2 separate regions of the Homo sapiens genome follow, and region 2 is linked to region 1. The links are chromatin loops, found by intact Hi-C in ENCODE. Cell type or tissue: PC-9. All regions are shown on one strand. Each heading gives the region's core, and the rest is flanking DNA. Links, peaks and the distances in the headings are about the cores only.

Region 1 (4,406 bases), core at 204-4,203:
TATTTCAGTGAATAATATTAACATATGTTTCAAAATCATATGGGATGTCTAAAATCCTAATGTCTGAGTATATGCCATCAATCATAATTAAAATTATTGTGTTAAACTATTGTAAAACATAAAAATAGACAGATTTGTCCATCACATTTTTAAGTGTAACTACCCTGGATATTTCATCATTCAAACATGATTATTGTCTTGTTTTAGTCCCCTACAAAATATGGTTTATAATCAGCTATAGGACTTTGACAGGTGCTTTAATATGTAGGTTTCTGATAACTTTGGAAATTGTGACATGGGAGTAAAGGAAAATGTACGGGAATCATGAAGAGCTGAAATATTCCTGAATGTCAAATAAGAGTTAACTGCAAGAACTAAACTAATAGAAATCTAAAGTAATCTTTCTTCAGTCGGCTTGAAACGTTGCTAATCCTTGTTTTGTTCTTCAGAGTCAAGGAAACTTTTAACTTATCTACTTTTAACAATTGAGTATACTCCTGTAAACAAAATTTGGAGTATATTTGTTTCTCTCTGCCTGGTTCCTCTACAGTTTTGATTCTTAACTTATGGCAATGTTGTTATTTTCATGAGTGCAATGAGAATCCATTTTATTTTGCAACAGGACACAATTGGAGAAACTGATTGTTTGACCAAGGCTGTGGCTGGACGGATGTGCTTCCCTTTATGGAAATCAAGCTTGACTTGCAAAGCCAATAAAAGCCCATTGAGAGAACTGGCTTCATACCATGTCTACACAGCCTCTGTACAGGGTTCCTAACCTGTGCTGAGTAAAGAATGTCACTTTTTAACAGAGCCAGGAACCCCATGTTCTTGGAACCTCAAAAAAAAAAAAAAAAGGCATTCTCCCAACTCATAGGTATTTGACAGTACAAACCCATGTCTGGGCTTGGCTTTGAAAAGTCTTATCTGAGATTCCTTGTGGTACAGAGTTCCATCAAAGCTAATTTGAAAAAAACTATGTAAAAATAATTATTCTTGCTGTACTTTATGCAAATAATCAGGTCAAGTATACGACTAAATTTTATTTTGCAAACAACTCAGTCCTATCATGGTTTGTATTCAACAAAAACGAGGACTGAAAAGAAAAAAAAAATATGTTTCAAAATTTATTTTATGCTTGTCATTAAATTTAAATCTCATTGGTTGTTTTTTAAGTTCTTGCCCACCTCTTAGACTAACTCTGCTTATTTCTGTAAACCCACCAGCAATCTCCAGTTGTAGTTCAGAAGAAACAAAAAGGGATGGGTAATGTAAAAACCTCTACCATTATTCTACTTATGGGCAATTATCTTGCAAATCCTTTGATGTGATGAGAGTATATATGGTGCCCATAACTCAGAGATTTATTTGTTTGGGAAATAAAACCAAAAAAGTTAACCAAAGCCAAGCCCCATGCACCCAAATCTTAACAGGAATAACTATAGTCACCCGTTATCTGGGCATGTCGACAGCCTTGGGATTTTCAGGCTGTCCTTACCTCCCCCTGGTTTCATTTTAATACATTTCCTTTAATAACCTAAATTGCTTTTCCTTGACTAAAGGCTATCAAGGTCTAAATGGTGATGCAAATGTAACCATACATGGGTGTGCCTTCCTTCCGAGGACACTTAAATCAACACTAGGAGGAACCCTAGCTGCTCTTCCCCTACACTACATCCCTCTCCAAGAGGAAGTAGCTAGAATTTAATACCATTCCCTCTAACAGCAATTAGGATCTCCACTGCTGAGGCAGGAAATGAGAGAGGAGAAAGGAAAAAATTTGATCAGGTAGGCAGTTAGGGTGGGTCCTCTGTTGAATTCTTTCAAACAAAAGAACAGCCTGCAGGCACAAAACGGAAACTTACACAGGGACGCTTGCCTAAGATGTGCCCACAGATACACAGATAAAAAAGGCAACTCAGATGACTTGCCCAGACATGCCCACAATAACAAATTCCTTCCTCTGACACATGCACAGTAAGGGGAACAAAGCAATATAGAATAACTCAAGCTACAGGCCCTCATGCACATTAGGAGGACAGGGTGGAGTTACCAGAAATTTGTGCCTTATGCAAATGAGATGTCCAGCCCTCATTGATTTCTTATAAAAGCCTGTGCATTCAACTGTGAAAAATGCAATCCTTTCCTGGACTCCTCCCTGCTGCAGAGAGCTGTCCTCTTTCTTTCACCTGTTAAACTTCTGCTTCTGCTCTGATATCACCCCTGGTGTGTCTGCCTCCTTGAATTCTTCAGCCATGAGACTATGAACTTTGGGTGTCACCCCAGGCAATGAGTCCATTTCATTCTGATGAGGCTTCAGATGGAACTGAGGAACATCGTATTGGAAACTGGAGTAAATGCTGCGCTTGTTATAAATTGGCAAATATGTTGCCTGAATTGTGGATGCTCAAGGGCTTTGTGGAAGGCCAAATATGAGAGTGAAAAACTAGGATGTCTGGCAGAAGAAATTTCTAAGAAAATTATAGGAGATACAGAGTTACTTCTGGCTGCTTATACTGAGATTCAGGAGCAAAAGAATAACTTAGAACAATTTATAAATAAAAAGGGAAGCAGAGTGGAGAGATTCGAAAAAGTTTCAACCTAGCCACGTAAAGGGTAAAACAAAATGTCTTTAGGAGAGGAAACCAAGGGTGTGGTGTGGATAGAAAAGAAGCAGGTGCAATTTCACACATGGTAAAATTGAACCTAAAGGCATTTTAGAGATCTTCAAGGCTGCTGCTCTCATCACAGGCCCTGAGGCTTATGAAGGCACAATGGTTTCAGGGGATAGGCCTAGGGCACTCTCCATGGGCTCACTACCCAGAGCTGCCTCAGTTCTCTGCTCCTGGAACCCCACACTCCAGCACAGCACCCAGTGGCTGCTCCAGCCATGATACAGCCCCAGGTGTGGCTCACGCTGCAGCTCTGTAAAGCAGATCATAAACCTTAGTGGCATTCACCGTGTGCTAATACTGCAAATGTGCAGAAAGCAAGAGCTGTGGATGCTTAGCAGCCTGTACCCAGATTTCAAAAGATGTCATCAAAATAATAGGGGTACAGGGAAGAGACGTGTAGGGACTCAAGCACTGCAGAGAGCCCCTGCTAGAGCAATGCTGAACATAAATGTAGGGTTGGAGCTGCTGCAGAGTTTCTATTAAGGCAAAATCCAGTGGAAACGTGAGAGCAGGAAAGCCACCAAGAATCCAAAGCTGTAGAGCAACCAGTATCCAATACCAGCCTGGAAGAGCTGAGTGGACTGAGGCCAGCAAATTTAAATGGGGCAGGGATACCCAAGGCTTTGGGGGCCCTGGTACAGGGTGCTTCAGACTTGTTTTAAAACTGGTACCCCTTTCTTCTTGCCTTTTTCTCCCTCTTGGAATGGAAAAAAAACCTCTCCTTTTCCTATCAGCGTATCTTGTAATCTAGATACATTATTTTGATTTCAGAGGTTCACAGATGAGTCTTTGACTTCTGAGTTGGTGCTAGACTATGTTAAGACTTTGACTTTATGAAGATGGAATGAATGTGGGAAAGACATGAGCTTTGGGGAACAAGGGGTGGAATGTGGTGGTTTAATGTCCCCTCCATAGCTCATATTGAAGCTTAACTTCCAATGTGACAGTATTAAGAGGTAGGATCTTTATGAAGTGATTGGATCATGAGGGCTCTACTTTCATGAATGGATTAATCTATTTAGGTATTCATAGATTAGTGGGTTAATGGATTAATGAGTTACTATGGGAGTGCAGTGTGTGACCTTGTAAGAAGAGGAAGAAGGACCTAAGCCAAGCTAACATGGTAGCATTGTAGCACACTCAGTCCTGAGCTAGCACTGTATCATATGAATAGCTCAGTCCCCTTGCAATATCATGCCCTGCACTGCCTCAGGATGCAGCAGAGTCCCCACCAGTAAGAATGCTGTCTCCAGATGCACCCCCTGGACTTTGAACTTCCTGGCCTGTGTAACTGTAAGAAACAAATTCCTTTCATTATAAACTACCCTGTTTCAGGAATCTGGTTATAAGCAGCAGAAAACAAAGTCATCCATTTATGGATATTCAATTGTTCTACCACCAGCTGTTTAAAAATATTATCAATTCCTAATTGAAATTCTTTTGCATCTATGCCAAGAATGAACTCACCTACATGAAGTAAAGTATCACCAGAAAATGATGAAGAAAATGGGCCCAAGCAGTATCTTGCCACCTGTCTACCTGTAGAGGTCTTCAACCAGAGCACTGGTTGTTCCACCTGGCCTGGGGACTACGGGAGAGAAGAAGCCTTCTCTCTAGGGAAGGCTGGGGTGAATCCCTAAAGGAAGAAACACAGAACAGAATATTTGGTTCAACAACAAATAGAAGAAGCTACTGAAGCAGCTTAAAGTTACATAATACTCAGGAAAAAAA
Region 2 (4,406 bases), core at 272-4,271, 150 kb before region 1:
TGGTAGTCACAAAGGCAAAGTTATTTTTAGAAAAAACTAACATCGTGGTTAAAAGAGAATAAAGGAAATTAAAGAGTAAAAATAAGGAAGAAATTTAAAATGTAGAAATATACATACATGTTATGCGTTGGGGAAAATGACATGTTTAAAGGATAAATACAATTGAAATATCTTATTTTATTGTAATTTTGTTTTCCAAAAAAAGGCATTGCTATGATTTTGGAATTTTCTCCATTGAAAAGTAAAGATTACTTGATATTCAAGCATTCTACTCTGGAATCTCCAGTATTGAACTCTTTCTGGCTTGATTATTATACAAATTATTTAACCTAACTAAAGTTCAATCTCACAAGGCTGTTATGAGAGTTAAATTAGACTTGTACATATAGAGGCAGTTAGCATTATGCTTAGTACATAATAAGAGCTTGAAAAATGTTACCTATTATTATCAATGTCGTAAATGGCTTCTGTTCTCTATATGAGAAGCATACATTTTCTGTGAGAGAAAGGGAAGAATTTTGGTATATTTATTGGACGTTTGAATGTCGATATATTTATTAGGTCTGTATAGTTGTAAATGGGTTGTTCAAGTGAGTTTTTTCCTTGAAAGAACGGAGGAGTCTAGAAGGCATGTTTCCGTTTAAAATGAAAGAGATTATAAAGCAGTAAAAATAAAAGACACATAAAGAATTCGAAAGTAAGAATGTGAATTAAGACAAAGGTAATGGGAAGAAAAAATAAAGGGGAGAAAATATCATGAGAAAAATACAGGTAGATTTAATTTTGAAATATTTCCCGCTAAATACTGCATTATGAGAAAAAAGCCAACAGAATATATCACTTTTAAAATTGTATTACATTTTATTATTTGTAGATTATTTTAATCATCCTTTTCTTATGTTTTCTTTCAATAACTATTTGAGTTTGTATGACTGTTATACTTTCTATTTAACAGATGAGGAATAGGGGCTAGAAATTTTAAGTGACATGACCAAGGTTACATCAGAAATAAGCAGCAGGGTCTGAAATTAAATCCAGGTCTTTCTTAGTGCTTTTTTTTTGTGATATCAGGTTGTCTCTTTGTTAATATATCTTATTTAAGTGGATTGTTTCAATGCTTCCTTAACACGTGCCATATACTGAGAAATCAGTTATATACTTTTCAGACATTTTATCATTTAAGGCTTTTAATAATCCTGTGAATATGTGAGAACATATTTGAGAACACAGAAATGCCAGGTAATTTACCCTTAGCTTTAAATAACAGCTTGGGGATCTGAGGTTTGAACACCAATTTGTCTTGCTGCAGACAACACTCCACCTTTCTTTCACACCAGGTTTCACAAATGAATGATTTCCTGTTGACCAGCTCTCATTGGCACCTGTTAGTCACTCCATAAATTCTTGTTAAAAGACTTAAGAAGCTAATGTAGTAATCACTAATGAGTGAATGAGTATACTCCAGTGTAAAATCTCTGCACCTGGACCACAGAGGTCTGGGAACCAAAAGTTAGAGAATTATATAGATGACATAAGGAAAAGATATAACATTCTTATACAACTGCATATCCCAAGTTGCTGCAGTCAGGAAAGATGTTTAATATTGTTACACAGAAACATATTTCTCATCCCTTTTGCCCCAAGAGGAATTCATTCCAAATGTTGGCTTCAGTTAGAAGTAACCCTTTCTGTCAAATTGGAGTGGGCGACAGCTTTCCTATTTGCTCTGGCAAGATAAAGAGCTTTGTAGTTAAATAACCCTGTCTAGAATGTGAGCTTATTCAGAATAAGAACATCTGTTTTGTTCATGCCTATATTCCCAACACCTAGAATATTTACTTCTACATATACAACATCTAGATACAAATACATATATGTTTTGATGAAATATACATTAATTCTGCAAAGATCAACGTAATATAGGAATTTCCCTGATGTTTTGTTTTTCTATGCTTTGTTCAGCTATAAAATGAAAGAAAAAGATGTTTAGTTGCTTTGCATAGGACTGGACTGAAATGTCTTAAAATGCACCAATAAATTTTACATTTACCTTTTTTTCCCATTTATTTAGGATGTCCACAGCTCATCATATTTATTAAAACCTACTAACTCTTTCTATGGACTCAAATTCAATCTATAAGTAATTAATTCTTCTATCTTATTAATTCAGAGTTAAGATTGTAAAAAAATATGTCAGAAAAAATGGGCACCTTTTGTTTTGTTTTATAACTATGATTATGAAGTTTCTCAGGGGCGGAATCACCTTAATTGCCTACTTCATACTTAACAACAGGAAAGACCAGTTTACGACGTGTTAAAGCATTTGAAGATTGTTTATCTTATAATTAGCATTGTCTGTGTGCACTCAACTAAAGACTATTTAAGTTTAGACATATGAAATGTATTCTGTTCCAGTGATCATCAGCTTTTCCAGTACACACAACATCTGCATAATTGATTTAATAAGTTCATCTTACAAAAGAAAAATAGTCATTCTTCCTGTTATTAAAATTATTCATGTAATTTATAGTGTGTAGTAGAAAGTAGCCAAATTTTTATAGATAACTAAAAACTATTATTGATTTTTATTATCTCTACTCTCTGAGATCTGAGAAAAATCTATCTACTGATTTTTTAAAATATTAATAGTAATTTGTATGCCTTTCTGATGTCTGGAGATGACTGGTTTGAAAACAACATCTGACTCATGAAAAAAGTAAAGGTATGTTTGTCATTACACCCCAACTTCTATAAAACACCACTGAACCAGCCTAGCATGTGGGTTTGTCATTTGAAACAATTTACAAATCTTTCATAAAACTATTACTAGAGAAAACTGTGCCTGATAGTAAAGGCCAAGTAGCATCATATGTAATAAAATCCTGAAATGTAATCTTATGAAAATTCTTTTAATCTTTCACTTATTTTCCTTTACAACTACCAACACCTTTATCAGATACTAATTTAATCTATAATACTATCAATTATTTCCTAATTTTTCCCGTGACTTCTGTACCTATCCATCAGAGTATATTCATTTATTCTAGTGTTTAACCGCATTATTGTATGTTCTTATTTTAAACTTCAATATTTCATATGACCTAGAAAGTGTTTGTTGATTTTTTCCTAGACAGATTTGAGAGATAACCAAACTCCTAAGTTTATCGTTATCTCATTTAAGCAGCCATCCACAACTCTACAAATAAGAGAGTTTAAATCACTTAGAAAGTCCTATAAATTATGGCGATGTGCATACTCATCTTTGCCAAATTTAAACTCTTTGCTAGGGCGATGTGTAACTGGTGGCACAAGACCATCTGGAAAATCACAGAATATTCTTCTTCAATCCCCAAAACCTCCACACATATTTCCTGACCTTTACAGCTAGGTGCAACCATATTGATAATAGTTATCACTATAAACTTAAAATTTCATAGCATTTATTAGCTATGTTTTTTTTTATTTCTCCATCTTATGCTAACTTTAATGAATGCATTGTTTTATATAAACAGTAGTTTTGTTTTCACATTTGTGTAACAATCTCTCTGACAGCTTTGAAGTCAATGGTTTTTCAAAGAAACTGGCATCTATCACACAGTTGCACATAAAGTATTTGATTTTTAAAAATATTGAATATATAAGAACATGAGTGTAGTTTTATATCATTCAATTCAAAATATCTGGGCCAAGTAAATAATTTATATGAATACCACGCATTTATCTCAAATGGGACAAGTTCCACATTATTTGGCATAGTTTGATTACGTTAAGATTATTTGGTGGGCACACTTAGAAACTTGAAAAACAAGGCTCCTAAGCAGTCACTTTTTTTGCTTTTGTGGATAAACTTTAGAAATATCCAAACTCCCAAAATTTAACGGAAACCCACAATGCATGTTCAAAGGTCCAACTCTTCTCTTTTTTCTGTCCCTAATACAAATTATTATAAATCTTACTACTCAGATCCCTAGCCTCTCTTTCAGCCTTTTGATACTGTTCGGCCATTAAGCTATCAATATATATCTAACGTGGAGAGGTAGTGTCAAGGAAAATTTTTGCTATCTTGATAAAATGGATAAAATGACCAGGAATGGACTTTTTTTCTCTTTCCTTCTTCTGTTAGCCTCAGTGTTGGATAGGATGATTAGAACTGACAGAATTGTCTTTCAGTCACAAAAACCCACTCCATATAGCAAAATAAAAAAAAATAAAATATACATCATTAACAACTAATTCAGTGTCCACACTTTTCTAACTCTGAGCTACTTGGTTAAACTGCTCTTTGTGAGATTTTTGTCACTCACATTGACAAGTAATTCTACCTGATACATTAACATTGTAATTTGAATGTGATCACTCTGACACTTCTTTAAAATTATCAGCTAAGTTACTTTTATTTTTTTTTT

The links. Hi-C counts contacts between places; a loop is a spot of excess contacts. Peaks named below come from ENCODE experiments on the same cell type or tissue, not always from the same donor. Only the 100,000 strongest peaks of a DNase experiment are listed, where the experiment ranks them.
Region 2: it touches region 1 in a loop (10-fold over the local background); 1 of 110 quality-filtered maps calls a loop at or near these places.

What each region holds. Positions count from the first base shown.
Region 1 is chr3:83,932,731-83,937,136 of GRCh38, forward strand. It overlaps the pseudogene SRRM1P2. Among named protein-coding and RNA genes, the nearest start is that of LINC00971, 930 kb to the right of the region's middle. RefSeq lists an enhancer at 1,448-2,647. In PC-9, for the core only: no CTCF peak of the experiment used is centred there; no DNase peak of the experiment used is centred there.
Region 2 is chr3:83,779,326-83,783,731 of GRCh38, forward strand. No RefSeq gene overlaps it. Among named protein-coding and RNA genes, the nearest start is that of LINC00971, 1.1 Mb to the right of the region's middle. In PC-9, for the core only: no CTCF peak of the experiment used is centred there; a DNase peak (open chromatin) is centred at 2,326.